2 separate regions of the Homo sapiens genome follow, and region 2 is linked to region 1. A link is a loop called in an ENCODE intact Hi-C map of the cell type or tissue named here. Cell type or tissue: B cell. All regions are shown on one strand.

The links. A loop is a pair of places that touch in the nucleus more often than their neighbours do. Peaks named below come from ENCODE experiments on the same cell type or tissue, not always from the same donor. Only the 100,000 strongest peaks of a DNase experiment are listed, where the experiment ranks them.
Region 2: a loop joins it to region 1, with 17 times the contacts of the local background. A loop is called at or near these places in 65 of 110 quality-filtered maps.

The regions. Positions count from the first base shown.
Region 1 is chrX:41,793,325-41,801,324 of GRCh38, reverse strand. All of the region lies in intron 2 of CASK (calcium/calmodulin dependent serine protein kinase), which reads left to right. Among named protein-coding and RNA genes, the nearest start is that of GPR82, 73 kb to the right of the region's middle. In B cell, a CTCF peak has its summit at 3,078 (motif pointing left); a DNase peak (open chromatin) is centred at 3,034; H3K27ac peaks cover 1,228 bases.
Region 2 is chrX:43,553,639-43,561,638 of GRCh38, reverse strand. No RefSeq gene overlaps it. Among named protein-coding and RNA genes, the nearest start is that of MAOA, 99 kb to the left of the region's middle. In B cell, CTCF peaks have their summits at 1,775 (motif pointing left), 3,420 and 3,632 (motif pointing right); DNase peaks (open chromatin) are centred at 1,778 and 3,628; H3K4me3 peaks cover 389 bases.

The DNA of each region.
Region 1 (8,000 bases):
AAGGATGTTTTGGCAAGGCGTATTGGGAGTCCTTGAGCCAAAGTTGACCATCAGAGACCCATATCTCACAGGAATTAGCCTGCTTAAGTATTCCTGCTGCTCTTAGTCACCAGCTGAGAGTATTTATAATAGCTGCTTTGAAGTCTTTTCTGCTAATTCCAACATCTGGGCTCCCTCAAAGGCAGTTTCTATTTTCTGCTTTTTTTTCCCCTCCTTTGTAAAGGTCACACTTTTCTGCATTTTGCATGTCTCCTAACACTTTGTTATAGCAACTGTGGATACTGACACCTTCCTCCACTCCAGGGTTATTCTTTTTTAGTTACTTGCTGGACTAGTTCAGTGCAACCTCTGATGTCCCTCTTCAGGACAGGTGTGGTCCTTATCCATGCATTTCTCTGCTACCTCTATTGGTGTTAAACTTAACCAATCGATAGCTGATTGCTCCCTTCTTTTTGACAATGCCTTGTGGTATAAATTGCTCCATAGTCTGATCCAATTAAAATTGGGTCCCTTCATGGATGAAATTGGAAATCATCATTCTCAGTAAACTATCGCAAGGACAAAAAACCAAACACCGCATGTTCTCACTCATAGGTGGGAATTGAACAGTGAGAACACATGGACACAGGAAGGGGAACATCACACTCTGGGGACTGTTGTGGGGTGGGGGAAGGGGGGAGGGATAGCATTAGGAGATATACCTAATGCTAAATGACGAGTTAATGGGTGCAGCACACCAGCATGGCACATGTATACATATGTAACTAACCTGCACATTGTGCACATGTACCCTAAAACTTAAAGTATAATAATAATAAAAGAAAAGAAAAGAAAAAATAAAAATAAATAAAAATAAAATAACATTGAGTCCCTTGTCAGGGACAAGTTTTTCTAGTCTTTGAGACTTGCTATACCCTTCCCTGAGCAGAATCTCTGCACTATAGAGTAGGAGCTGGGGAAAATGGGGAACTCACTCCTCATTGGCTGTTCCACCCAGATCCTCCCTCTGAAGCAGGGTTTTTGTGTTGCCGGGAAGGAGGAGGTATGAACTGTGCCTCCTTTTGCCTCTGCTGCTACTCAGTGTGGATCTTCCACAGCTCAAAACCAGGGAGTATGATATCTGTCAGTGTTCACCAGGTGCTGAAAGTACTCAGAATAGTTCTTTCACCCTAGGAAGTTGAAGGAGATGGGAGCTGCCACTCAGCTGCCAAACACATCTCTGTAGCTCTCTTGACAACACAGAGCTGTGTGGGCAGGGGGGACTACACTGTTTACCAGCTTCCTCACCTGATTCCTCTGTTTTTAGCTGGAGTTCAGGGGAGAGAAATGGCTGCTGCCATCAGCTTCTGCCGCTTGCTCTATATAGGCCTTCCACAGCATGGAGCCGTGGAAAATGGGATCTGCCAATGTTTACTAGCTGCCAAATCCACCCCGAGTAGCTCTTCCATCTCAAGGGGCGGATCTGCCCTTAGCTGCTGAACTCCTTAAAACAGTTCTTTGGCAAAACAGAGCTGTGGGGGGACAGGTGCAGTCCCTGTGTGGTCCCTATCTCGAATGCTACAGCCTCTTATTGTTCTTATCGAATTTCTGTAGATTCTATTGAATAAATGCTTCTCTATTTGTTGTAAGCCCTTTGATCAGTCTCCAGGGACTTTGAATGATTGTGATTTTTGACCAGCTAAATATATGTCTCTCCAGGGGAGAGATATCCCTGAGCTCCTTTATACAGCCATTCCAGAAGTCCCACCTAGTCATTGTGGGGGTTTTCTGGGTTTTTTCTGAGACAGAGTCTTGCTCTGTCTCCCAGGCTGGAGTGCAGTGGTGTGATCTCAGCTCACTGCAACCGGCTCACTGCCTCCCGGGTTCAAGCGAGTCCCCTGCCTCAGCCTCCTGAGTAGCTGGGATTACAGGCGCACGCCACCACACCCAGCTAATTTTTATACTTTTAGTAGAGACAGGGTTTTACCATGTTGGCCAGGGTGGTTTTGAACTCCTGGCCTCAAGTGATCTGCCCACCTCAGCCTCCCAAAGTGCTGGGATTACAGGCGTGAGCCACTGCACCTGGCTGTCATTGTGTTTTTAATGATTCTGTCTTAATAGAAAACTAGTTTTACACAAATATAATCAAGTGACTTAAATTGAAAGGACTAAGATTGAAAACTGAATTGAAATTGAAAATTGAATTGAAATTGAAACCTAAGATTTTTTTGAAAGGTATGATTTTATTACGGAAATTTGCTTGATTGAGCTTTATTTTAATCAAGACTTTGTATTTCCATTTTTAGAATTAATTCAGAGAAATAGCTAACCTATAAAGTTCATCTTCAGAATTGAGTCATTGTAGACCTAAGAAGCAATATAGCAGAGTTATTAAGAGCATAGGTTCTGGGGCCAGACTACCTAGGTTCCAGTCTTTGCTTTGCAGCTTATTGGTTCTACCTGGGTTCCAATCTTTGCTTTGCAGCTTGTTAGTTCTTTTTATTTTTATTTTTGAGACAGTCTTGCTCTGTCACCTAGGCTGGAGTGCAGTGGCATGATCTCAGCTCACTGCACCCTCTGCCTCCCAGGTTCAAGCAATTCTTCTGCCTCAGCCTCCCAAGTAGCTGGGATTACAGGCATGTGCTACCACACCCAGCTGATTTTTATATTATTAGTGGAGACGGGGTTTCACCATGTTGTCCAGGCTAGTCTCAGATTCCTGACCTCAGGTGATCCACCTGCCTTGGCCTCCCAAAGTGCTGGGATTACAGGCGTGAGCCACCGCCCCTGGCCGCAGCTTATTAGTTCTGTGAATGAGTTACTTAACTGCTCTCTGTCTATTCATATATAACATGAGCATCATCTGCCCCTTAGAATTATTGCGAGGTTAAATGGGTCAACACATCTAAAATAGAGCCTGACTCATAGTAAGTACTCAGTAAATGTTAGCTGATGGTTATTGTTGTTAGACACATTAAAGGCAAATAATCATCTCATCTTTGTATTTTATTATTGAGACCAATAATATTGTCTAAAGCCAGAGACCTTGGTGAAACGCTGGGTGCCCAGCTAGCTATAATATGATCTTTAGTTCCCTCTAGTGGAAGAAAATTAGATAGGCTCTTTGCATAAACATGCTGCTTTTGGAATTGTGATCATTTAACCTAATAAAATTACCCCTGAATAATTAACCAAAGACAATATCCACATACATAAATGGATTTAAGAAATTGTTAAAACTTACAATCTTAAATATTCTTTCCAAGTGAAACTTTTTTGGGGACGTGTAATTTATAATATTAAATAATATAGTATATAAACCATCCAGTGACATAAAAAGTTAGGCATATATTACTTTTGTTTAAAACAAGTGCATTCAGTAGTAGTAGTACCTTGAAGTTTTCCATTTTAACATTCATACCCAGTTATCTGCAAGTAGATGGCATTTCTTGGTCATTCTCTGAGAAGTCTTTAATCATTGTGATATGCCACCTGGAGTAGATTTCCTTGAAGTTTTGGCATTTTTAGTATCCTCTTCCACACAGCCTATGGGGTAACAGAAAGATTGCTAGATTGGGAATCTGAGACCTGGGTTCATCTTCCAGTTCTGCTATGAAATATCTGTGTGACTTCGGGCATGTCTTACTAGGGCCTCATTTTCCTTCTGAGTAAAATTTGAGGATAGAGAGGAGCATGTGATGATGACTGTCTTGCTGTCACTTCTGTTTCTAACATTCTCTGATTCAGTGATACATACACTTTGATGTGAGACAGGAGATGTATAATAGATGTTGAGTCTAAGTTGGGTAAATGGGTCCTGTATGCTTGATGTTGCCTTCTAGCAGGATTGGCAGGAATGGAAATCACCAGCAGTGGAATGATTTGGTAAATGCCAAGATCTTGAGGCATCTATGGAGGCGGTTGCTAGATTGCAGCAGGGTATGCCTCCCTCAGCTTGGGAGATTGTTAAAGAGAACTTTGAGGCAACGTCTAAGTGGGATCTTGATGAACAAGTAGGGGTTTACCAGGCAGAGAAGGAAGCACGTGGAGTATCATACAGAGGGAACAACATTTGTCAGGGGACAGAGAGCAGGGGGCCGGTGCACAAGCTGCGGGTGGTTCAGGATTGGGGTCAGGGAGGCTGAAGGAAGAAGCTACTGGAAAGGAATGTATAAATGTGTGACTTCAAAAAAAAAAAACAAGAGCTAAATTGTTTGACTAAGAAGCCGGAGAGCTAGCTTCTATTTCCAGTTATACTGTTAAATAGGTCTGTGAACCCTAGTTAAGTTGTTGGACTTAAAAGATTTTTTGGAAGGCTTTCAAAGCCATGCTTAGGGATTATAATGTCTTGCTGTATGGAATGGAGCTCAGTGAAGGTTTTGGAATAATATAATATCTGTTTTAGAGTAAAACTATGATGACACTTTAATGAGTCTAAAGAGAAGAAACTAGAGGCAAAGAAACCCATTTAAAGATCTTTGCTGTGATCCAGTCAAGAATTGTTGAGGGCTGAAACTAGGGTAACCGCAGTAAGGGAAAGATAGTTTTGACAGGTGTTGCAGAAATAGAATGGACAGGTTTTGGCAGCTGCATATAGGAAGTAGAGGAGAAGTGGTAGATGGTGTGAAGATGACTCCAAGGGCTGTCTGGAAGATTAATAATTTTGGTAATCAGTAGGCCACACACATACAGCTACATGGGTTCTGTTTTACTTTTCTTAACTAGTGTCCTTATTATTAAACATTTTGAGTGTGTCTAGTTTTTTTCCCAAATAACCCTATGGTCATCTTGAGGTTTTTTACGAAATATGTGATTTCCCAAAAAACTGTAGATGAAAAACTGCAAAGTTAAAGTAGGCATAGAACTACACTATATATAGCAGTGTGGTTTACTAATAGATGTTCACATTGCTGCCTTCTTGGTGTCAAACTCGGTTTGATTGACATTTGTTAAACATAGAATGATTTCCACCAAAAATGATGAAAGGAAAAGAAAACAAAACTTATTGTGCATGTGCACTCTCACATACTTTATTAATCATCCAGGCCTAACTACAACCCTGTATAGGAGTTGTTATCTTACTCTTTCTATTTTACAAATGAGGAAACAGATGTTCTAAGGTTATGCAGCTACTAAGTGATGAAGACAGGAAAGACAGGTCTTTTGACTACAAGTCTATTGCCCTATCTATTATATCATAACTGCCTGCCAGCAGAATGTGTTAGTGCTTAAAAGGATAGATGCCAGATCTGTGGAAGTAGGGTGACCAGTCATCTTGGTTTGCCTGGGAATGAGGGTGGGTTCTCAGAACCCAGGACTTTCAACCTGGAAAGATCCTCGGTGCCACAACTGAGAAAGTTCCAGGCAAACCAGGACAGGTTGGTACCCTGTCCAGAAAAGTCACTTATATGAAATAAACCATTATCTAGAATGACTTAAATAAGGTATTTACTGTATTTCTTTCCCATAATATTGTGTCATCAATGCTAAATGACAAATGATTCCTAAGTGAAGAGGAGTTAAGGCCCCGCCTTCCTTCCATCTGTTTGTTTTCACTGGCTCTGAGCATCCTGCCTTGCTGCAGTTACACTCAACTGTGTGTGAATCAGATACTAGATGCCTTTGCTTCTAAGTCAGTTTTATTTTATTTTTTATTTTTATTTATTTATTTGTTTATTTTTAGACAGGATCTCACTCTGTCTCCCAGGCTGGAGTGCAGTGGCATGATCTTGGCTGACTGCAACCTCCACCTCTCGGGCTCAGGTGATCCTCCCACCCCAGCCTCCTGAGTAGCTGGGACTACAGGCACACGTCACCGCACCCAGCTAATTTTTGTATTTTTTGTAGGAACAGGGTTTCACCATGTTGCCCAATCTGGTCCCAAACTCCTGGGCTGAAGCGATCCACCTGCCTCAGCCTCCCAAAGTGCTAGTAGAATTACAGGCACGAGCTACCGTGCCTCGTCTCTAAGTCAGTTTTTAAGGAAACTTATGCTTTGCCCATTCCAAATTTGATGAAATGGCAAAAGAGCTATTCAGGGAAAAATCAAGGAGGGCTGTCAGTATCTGTGATTTCAAAGTATTTATCAAAACAATTAACTCATTTTTCTTGGTCCTTTTTCAAATAAGTATCACATATTGGTAGTTATTTCTTTACGATAAATTTGTTTTATACTATTTTTATGAGACTTTGTTGACAAAAGGATTCTGTAGCTGGATGGGGAAACCCATATTATTAAAAGAAAAAAAAACCTCAGATAATCATTTCACTATGCCGTACAGAATTTTTACCTCATTCATTTTTTACATATTGAAACAGACCACAAATTGCTTTCTGGGAAAAGTTTTGGCCCTGCTGTCAGTATTTCCTGGGCTGGCCCCATCCTGGAAGAAGATTTGGGGGAGAAATGGGTGGTAAGGAAATCTATCCTGTCAACGTGTCCTTGTTGAGCTCCTCAGCTATCAGTTAATAAATATAGAAAGTAAATTATAGATAACACAATTATGAAAGTATAAAGCACAGGTATGTGAAGAACATTTTTTTTCTTTGACATATTAGTTGAATTCCCATTTTATTTCAGTAACTTCTCGTTTGCTTTTTAAATTTTATTGAAGAACGTGTATGCACAATAAAATGTACCCATCTAATTGTACACTTCAGTGAGTTTTGACAAATGTATGCATTCTGTCATCCCACAAAGTTCCTTCGGGCTCTAACATGTATGATTTTTAAGACTTTAATATTGAAAAGTAATTGAGTTATAAACTGATATTTCTCTAATTTTCTTGTATAAAGTAAGGAATACCATGTTGAAATAGGTGTCTGGTTTTTCTAATAGTCAAATGCCCTGATCTTCCCCCCTTTGGTTTACATTTCCCAAAATGAAAAGCAACAGAGCAATTGCACCTTTTAGACAAACTTAGAGCATTGTATTTCTATTTTTGTCATATACAAATTTGTTACACTTATCAGAACTGAAAACTCTTTGGGAAATATATTAACAAAACCCCATTAATTTGTAAATGCTTAATGCAGCTAAGATTGATTTCTAATTAATACACATTTGCCTATTTAAGAAAATTTTCACATCAGTCAAACACTGAATTAATGGTATGCTGCTTCCTTTCTTTATTCACCTGATGATGATATTTGGGGCCATAGGAATTTTTTTTCAATGGGCAAGAATTCAAAGAAATTAGAAGGTGCTTGGATTTCTGTTTGTGTGTGTGAAAAAAGACAACAAAATGTATAGAGCTAGTAGTGAAACATGTAAAAAAGAATCAAAGAAATTATGAGTTTGCAGTTGACCCAGATTTCTATGGTGGCCTGTCTAGGCCTCTACTCTTCACTAGCTGAGGTCAACTTTCCTGAAGGTCAATGAGGAAGATAGCCTCATTAAAGCCAACCTGACCTGTGTTGTTGCCAAAGGCAGCTGGGATCTTTATTCTTCAACTTGATTATGAGATAAAGGTAGAACCCAGCAGCAGAAATTGACTTTGCTACTATAATCCTTCCAAGGTTCTGCTTGGATTCCTTTCTTAAAGTATCATTTGGTCATTCATTTCAGTACACTAAGGAAAAATATGTTGAGTCAATAATGACTTTCATTTACTTATTTTGTTATTAATATTTATTGAAATGAACACATTAGTACTTGTCCTAGTTCTTTCTATGACTAGATTAGAATATTCTTTATTTTGATTTTGAGTCCAGGTCAGCTCTTAGCGAATTTTGTTTAACTGTTGAATTTCTAACACAACCTAGACATTGTTTGGAAATGAATGAGAATACTTGTATATTTGTTAGGAAAAGCGCAGTATCTAGTTTCTGACTATCACTAGTTACAATGCAGCTGAAATAAGCCGGTTCTGTAACAGTCTTGATAGCCTGTCATTCAAGTCAGTATTACCATATTAGCACTATTGTGTGATTGGATCTTAGGATATATAAAAACTATGCAGACCCAGGAGGCACTGTGGTGTGATGTAAAGAGCAAAGGGCTTTGGTTATTAGTCCTGCTT
Region 2 (8,000 bases), 1.8 Mb before region 1:
AAGTCCTAGGATTACAGGTGTGATCCACCGCACCCAGCCAAAGGTCTTACCTCTTAAAGGTCCTATCTTTTAATACTGTTGCAATGACAGTTAAATTTCAACATGAGTTTTAGAGGAAACATTCAAACCATAGCACCCAATTTTGTAATTTTTAAACCTCTGGTGGTTTTATTTTATTCCTTGACATCCCTAATATTTGAATATCCAGGTCTATTGATGTTTTACCTTCTAAATATTTATCATATGCATTCCAAGTACCGTGAATCTGGTTCAACATGGACACATAGAGGGGAACTACACACACTGGGGCCTATTGGAGGATGGAAGGTGGGAGGAGGAAGAGTATCAGGAAAAATAACTAATGGATACTAGGCTTAATACCTGGCTGATGAAATAATGTGTACAACAAACCCCATGACACATATTTACCTATGTAACAAACCTGCACATTGTGCATATGTACCCCTGAACTTAAAACTTAAAAAAAAAAAATCTGGTTCAAATTGCCATGTCTTTAGGTTGTGGTAAATTTTTCCTAACTGGTTTCCATGTTGCTAACTTTATGCCTTAACTACTGTCTTAAATCTCTATGTTGGGTAGAAATTATATTCAAGATTCTAAACCACTTAACTAATCGGTGCCCTTTAAGAACTGCCTTTATTCCTCAGACATAAGTTTAAGATGCTAGGTGCCAGATCAAGAGAACCTCGTGTCTCATATTAACTCCTTGTCACCTTTAACTGAACTGCCACGTCTAGTCTTATAACTTATTTTCTGGTGGTACTGAATTACTCATAGTCCTCTGTGAAAACATGCCACAGCCTTCATGTAAACCACTCCTTGCTATTCCTTGTTTTATATGAGCTTAGTTGTAGAGGATGAATATAATTTAGCCAGGTGTTGTGTCAGGCAGGATCCCAACAGGAAACAGATGGCATACACGAATTAGGATCATTTAAGGAGGGTTTATTTACAAAGGGTTTAATTAAAGCATAGGTGGGGTGAAGAGGACTACAAGAGAGTGCAGGAACCCAAGACTAGAAGCAGCTACTACTACCACTAGGCTAGAAGAGATGAGGGGAAGGAAAGGTTGCTGGAAACTAGAATGAGAGAGAATCCTGTAGAGCAGGCCCATTGAGAGGAACAGATCTTCCGCAACAGGGCCAGGCCAAGGCAACATCACAGGAGGGAGTCCTGGGAATAAAAGCCTGAGCACATTTACCTATTTCCTTGTCATCTTGCCAACATTTTCACAGGTGCCTTTATCTTCTGGCTTCCAATCTATACAGATCAGCATCTCTGGACAGGGAGAGGTAAGGAAAAGGGTAGAAAAAGTAGATCTGGAGGGGAAAGGAAAATACCCAACGTGGGCTCATTCCAAAAACCTTGGGCCTTGATCTTTTGTTTTTCCTCATGTAAGCGCATATATTTAATCTCTCTTACTAGACTATGTCTCAAGGAAAGAGATTGCTTTACCCAGCTTTGGGTCCACAGAGCCCCAAACATAGGAAGTTTCATTGAGTTTAACTGGCCAGGTTCACCTATATCTTTTCCTATCCTTCCCTTGCCTTTGGAAGCACCCTTTCTTGAATTATTGCCTCTTGATTACCTTGTGCTTGGTGTGTCTCTCTTGGCCCCAGGCATGGTGTTACTACACTAGGCTTCATCTTGAATTGAGGTGGGGACCCTGGCAATCAAAGCCAACTTCTGCCAGATGCCCAGGAGAGTGAAGAGAAGAAAGCAGAAGGTCTTTTCCACGAGGTGGTCTTTTGCTGCCACCTTCTGGCATCCTTTCACTACACCCCAGATTCTCAGGAAATTGAATCAAGTCACACCTCCCCAGGGGAGGTGGGCCCAGGGGGAGTGAAAGAAGCAGACCTTACTCAAAGACAAGAAGGCTCAGCTGGCCCTGGTCTCCTGTTGGTTAGAGGGCAGCAAAAGCTAGCATTTCAAGAAGCAATAAAATACAATTTTTCTAGTCTTTAGATGCCGAAACCTAAACTTTGGTTTCATCCTCTTACTACAGCTCTAATTCAAAAAAAAAAAAAAAAAAAAAGAAATGCCAGCGACAGCCACCTCTTTGCCTCTCCACCAACTTCTGTACAACTGCCAGCACAGATATGGAGATATCCTACTTCTCTGCCATGCTTGGAGTGGTTGCCCAAAGGGCAGGAACTGACTTATAGGTTTTTAATTTTTTTATGTGTGGTTATATATATATATATAAACATAAAGCCATTGTAACTATTTTTAAGTGTGTAATTCAGTAGCATTAAGTACATTCACATTGTTGTGCAACCATTGCCACCATCCATCTCTAGAACTTCCTTATCATCCTAAACAGAAAATCTCTACCCATTAAACAATAACTCCTCATTCTTCCTACCCCCAGCTCCAGTAAACTCTATTCTACTTTCTGTCTTTATGAATTTGCCTATTCTAGGTACTATATAGAAGTGGGATTATACAATATTTGTCCTTTTATGACTGGCTTATTTCACTTAGTATAATGTCCTCAAGATTCATCAATGTTGTAGCATGTATCAGAATTTCATTCCTTTTTATAGCTGAGTAATATTCCATTGTATGTATATAAATGTGCAGAAAATATTGAAGGATACAATAAATAGCAAAAAATAAATGGTATAAAAATGTTAGAGAGATTAAGAAATTTTAATAACTGAAATTGCAGTTATAGTTAAACTTCCTTTATTCCCCTTCCCAATCCTATTCTCCCTCCTCCCTCCCTAAAGGTAATCACTACCCTGAAGTTGATGGGTTTCTTCCCATTTTATATTTTTATATTATATGTTTAGTTTTCCAAAACAATATATAGTATTCTCTTGTGTTTTTATATTCAATAAATAGCATACTCTATGTGACATTCTGAAGTTTCCATGTCTCACTGTTGTTTTCAAGATTTATCCATGTTGATGCATGTGGTTCTAGTGCATTTCATTTTACTGTTTTATCCTTTTAAGTATGTGCATGTGACATATTAGCCATCATCCTATTGCTGAACATTTAGGATGTTTCCAGGTTTTTTTTTTTTTTGCTGTTACAAATAATGCTGCCATGTATTATTTGTATCCTTACCACATTTCTTTGAGCACAGGCTTTTCCTGGGGTCTGGAATACATACCCTGAACTAGAATTGCTGAGCTACAGGCCATGCACATCATCACTTTTACCAGATTCTGCTAAATGTCTATTGGTACAGCAAAATAGCACTTCAAATTTGGACAGCAGTGTTTGAAAGTCCCAATTTTTCCATACTCATCTCCAATTAGTATTATCAGTCTTTTTACTATTTCTCAGTCTGTTGGATAAAAATGGTATAATGGTATCTAATTGCTTCAGTTTTCATTTCTTTGGTTTTTAGGGGAGATAAGCATCTTTAGTATGTTTATTAGTCATTTGGAGTTTCTTATCTATAAAAATTCTAAGACTCATTTATATTTTAGAGTTTGAAGGAGTTCTAAAACCTATCCGCCCAATGAAAACTTATTATGGGTGTTTACCTATTTCCTTTATGAAGGCTTATTTATGGGTGTTTACCTATTTCCTTTTAGTGAGAGAACTTCAATTTCATGTTTCAGGGCTTGCTGCCACCAGATGTCAGCACTGTACCATAATCTCAGAGCCCAGCTTTGCCGGAAACGTGTTTTCCGTGATTCAAGATGGTGGGTCTTAATCATGTTTGGTAATACAATTGGATTTCTGCACATTTGTGCAAATAACTTGTAAAAATTCAAATATACTTAAGTAAATTATATTCTTTAGAACAAAGTTTTAAAGCAAGTTGAGCCCTGAGTCTAAATATCTGCATACATATTAGATTTCTGATTTCTACTGTGTCAATCTTAAAATTAGATGGTAACAAAATGTTAAAGCCAACATCTTTCGAATGATTATGTGCAGAGAACTGAGCTAAGCGCTTTTGACATATAGCCACGTGATTCTTACTGCAGTTATGTAAGGCAGGCGTCCTCACCTCATCTATCAAAAAGGGATAACTGAGACATAGAGAGGTTAAGTCAGTTGCTCACTAGCACACAGCTAGTTAAATGTCACATCTAAGGTCTTTCAACACAGGCAGGTTGCTTTCAAAGTCTGTATTCCCTGCTATTATGCTACTCTGGCTCTCAACATATGGAATTCTGCAATCAGCCTGTGTCCAAATCCCCTAGGGAGTTTGTGCTTAGGGATAAGAATAAACTTGAGCTAACAAGGGGGAATCCTTTCTAAAACTGTCTCCTGGTGGTGGAGGCGCATCTGCTTATTTCTGAGGTCAGCTGTATCTTCTAGTAAGAAGGCTTTTTTTCTTTTTTTAATCTTCCTTCTTTCAAAATCAGTTTCTAAAATAATAACCCAATTTTTTTTTTCACTCTGCCTCTTGGCAAACTTTCTCTGAATTTTACAGCATCCAACAAAAAATACCTGTGTGCTAATGCTGTATGTGTCAGGGTATTTTCCAGCGTATTTGCCACCTTCCCGTTAGTACCTATGCTCACAATATACCTTCACTTGGAAAGAAGACATTGCCTTGTCTCTCTGCTTCTTATCTTTTGTGCTCACAACAGATTAGCACCAGGCGGATAACAGATATAAGAGGGTGTGGTCTAAATACTAGAGAGAAGTAGAGACACCTGACCCCTGCCTTCAAGCTTCGGAGTGCTCACTCCTCACTTTTCACCCCCATTGTCCAGTCACTGTGTTTCACTAAACATGGGGCAATATGATCTCTGCATGGGTAGCAAGAGTCTGTCTGTGAGCTTCTTGCCTCTGCTCAGTGGAGCTAGGGGTCACCAGGTTTCCCCTTCGATGAAAGATCAAGAAGTCTCTTGGGAAATAACTCCTCCAAACAAAGTGGATTGTCTCAACTGTCCTTCCTAATAACAATGCCCATGTTAATCGGGGTTGGGATGATTTTGAGTATTAACATGTCCTACTGCTCAGCCAGTTCTCCAATCTAATCCCCACTGACTGACGCTGAAGTCCTGGGGTGAGAAAACTACAGGAAAAAACTGGCAGAATAGCTGCATTGAAATGCTTTTACTCAGGATCTAAAACAGTGCAGCTTTGTTTTGGAGTAGCATTTAAAATGCCAAGATGAGGAAAGAGGAATTGTCTCTGCTTCTGAGGAAAACATAGCCCAGATATGGTAGAACAAAGGCTCTAAATAACCCAGTGAGTTGCCCTGTTATGTTATCTCACCCGTGGCAGTGCCAAGGCTCTCACCTATGATGACAGAGTTGTTATAAACTGAAGGACATTGCCTCTTGAGGGCATGGGTGGCCTGACATCTCAGCTACAGGGAAACACAGCAGAAAAAAGAAATGGCTAATGCCATGGAGTGGCAAAAAGAAATATTTCTGTGGGCTCAGGCAAGGTGTCCCTTGGAGACTCCTAGAAATAGTGCCTCTGTCCTTTCCTCTCCCTCCACCCCAACCCGAAGATCTTACTTTAGCAGGCATGGGAAAAAGATTCAGAGAAATATTACTGATGATTGTGATTTGTACAAGTCCATATTCAAATGAAATCCCCAGGAATCAAGACAGATCATACAAAAACAAATTAGAGTAATTTTCCCTTAGGAGTTCTTGTTGGGGTGTTCAAAACATAGCTTTACAAATCAACATTTTCTGATCACATTAGATTCAGGGAAAAAAAATAATGCCCCCCCAAGTACAATGCCCCAAGCTGCTCTTGTCCTTCTTCTTCTTCTTCTTTTTTTTTTTTTTTTTGAGACAAGGTCTCACTCTGTCACTCAAGCTGCAGTGCAGTGTCACAATCATGGCTCACTGCAGCCCTGATCTCCCAGGCTCAGGTGATCCTCCCACCTCAGCCTCCTGAACAGCTATGACTACAGGCACATGCCACCACACCCGGATAATTTTTGGTATTTAATATTTTTTGTAGAGACAGGATTTTGCCATGTTGTCCAGACTGGTCTCGAACTCCTGGGCTCAAACAATCCACCTGCCTTGGCCTCCCAAAGTGCTAGGATTACAGGCATGAGCCACTCCACCCAGCCCTCTTGTCTTCTTAGATTCATATTAGCAGAGAGTTTAGCCCCTCTCTCTCTAGGTTTTCTTCTTTGTAACAAGCACAAGAATAGTGGTTTAGCCAATCCTACAATCCTAAGGGTCCACCTTGCTGCACCCTGAGGAGGAGAAAAGCAAAGAAATTGCTTGGAACTCCAAAGGGTTCTACTTGTCTTGCCCTTGTGGGGGCCAAGGCCCTCACTGAAAAATCATGGACATGAGGCAGATTGATTAATAGGAGAAAAGGCATACAAATTTATTTAACATGTATACATGGGATCCTTCAGAAGGAAGATCCAACCCCCCAACAGAGTACAGAAGTTTATCTATTATCTCGAGGCAATAGAAAGAATGCAGGCTCAGAGCATGGCCCAAAACAGATATGTTGGTAAATCAGGTTTTCGTGGCAAGACAGGTCATGGGAGTGAGAAAGGAAGAGGTTTGGCTAGCAAAAGTAGTCTTGTTATATAGATGAAGCCTCATAGGTAGTAGCCCTCAGAGGGAATAAATTGTAAGTGTTTCTTTTCAGACTTTTAAAGTTATCAGACTTTTAGTAGACTTCTTCCAGATCCAGGAAAAGCCTAGAAAGGGAAGGCCTGGCTGCTTTAGTAGAGATTCTCTACAGATACAAATTTCTTCCATCTCAATCTTCTGGCTCTATGACAGCGATTTCAAAATTTGTCAAAGAAATATATTTTGGGGTAAAATATTTTGATTTCCTTTACCATGCAATTCAATTCTGTTTCTATTAAGTGACCTGTGATAGCTGAGGTGCTCTCTTTGATATGGTGCTAGAATCTCCTTTTACCCATATTACAGATTATCTCACATTTGCCTTGGTCTCCAAGTTACAGTTCTTCACTTACAAGGCTTTGTTAGTTAGTATCTCCACTCACAGGTACTTCTTTGGGGTTAAATCCCATGACCAGGAGAAGATTTTGTGTAGAATCTTCAGTTGGTCTTTTCGTAAACCCAGGACCATATTCTCTTTTGGCAATGTAAATACTGGTGCAGAAGCCAGCATCCTGATCAAGTCTCTTTCTATTCTCAGGAAAATTTTTTCATCAACGTATGGCTTTCTTTTCTAACATTAGGCCTCAGACAGAAATACTTCCAAACACCAAAATTGGTTTTAATAACTTTGACTCTCAAGAAATAGTTTGTGGCCTCATCTTCTTCTCTCATAGTAGGTTCCTGGAAAAATTTCTCACCACCTTCTCAGAAAGCTTAGAGAGTTTTACAGTTTGTAGAAATGGACAGAGGTGGGGATGCTGGGTGATTCTGCCCAATAGTTGAAAGAGCTGGAGCTCCAATGCTTCCTCCCGAAATGGTGAATTTCTACTTGCCTTGCTTCCAAACAACCAAAAGGGAGCATTGGATTTATTCCTTACAAAACAGGGAGACTTAATGTCTCTACTGCTATAAATAGAAAGGGTTCTTAGAGAAATGATGACTTATAAGTTATCAGGGAAAAAAACCAATACAAACCTTTGGGCTTATTGAGTACCCCACAAATTGTTATTTATAGAACATAAAGGAGGCTTTGGGAGTTAACCAATTTGTTCACTGTTGTAATTGTTGGTGTTGCTTGTTTTAGGCTCTCTGCTTTCCAAGCATGTGGTAGGATTGAACTTTCTTCTCCTCTGTGGTTGGGTGGGAATCATATGACCTAGTTTGGCCAATGAATTGTGAGCTCTTGTTAGTGTGAAACCTAATGGAGCTCTCCCTCTACCACACCTACTGGCAATGCTCTAAATGGTGGCTCCTCTCTTAGCTTGGGTCCTGAACTTGGGACAAAATAGAATAGAACCACAGTTAATCCACAAATAACATGTAACATAACCAAGAAATAAGCCTTCGCTTTTTGTATCATAGTCCCAAGAGACTAGATTATCCTAGTGGCTGTGGAGGCGTGCTTCTTGGATTTCCTTTCAATGAAGAACTTGCTGATCA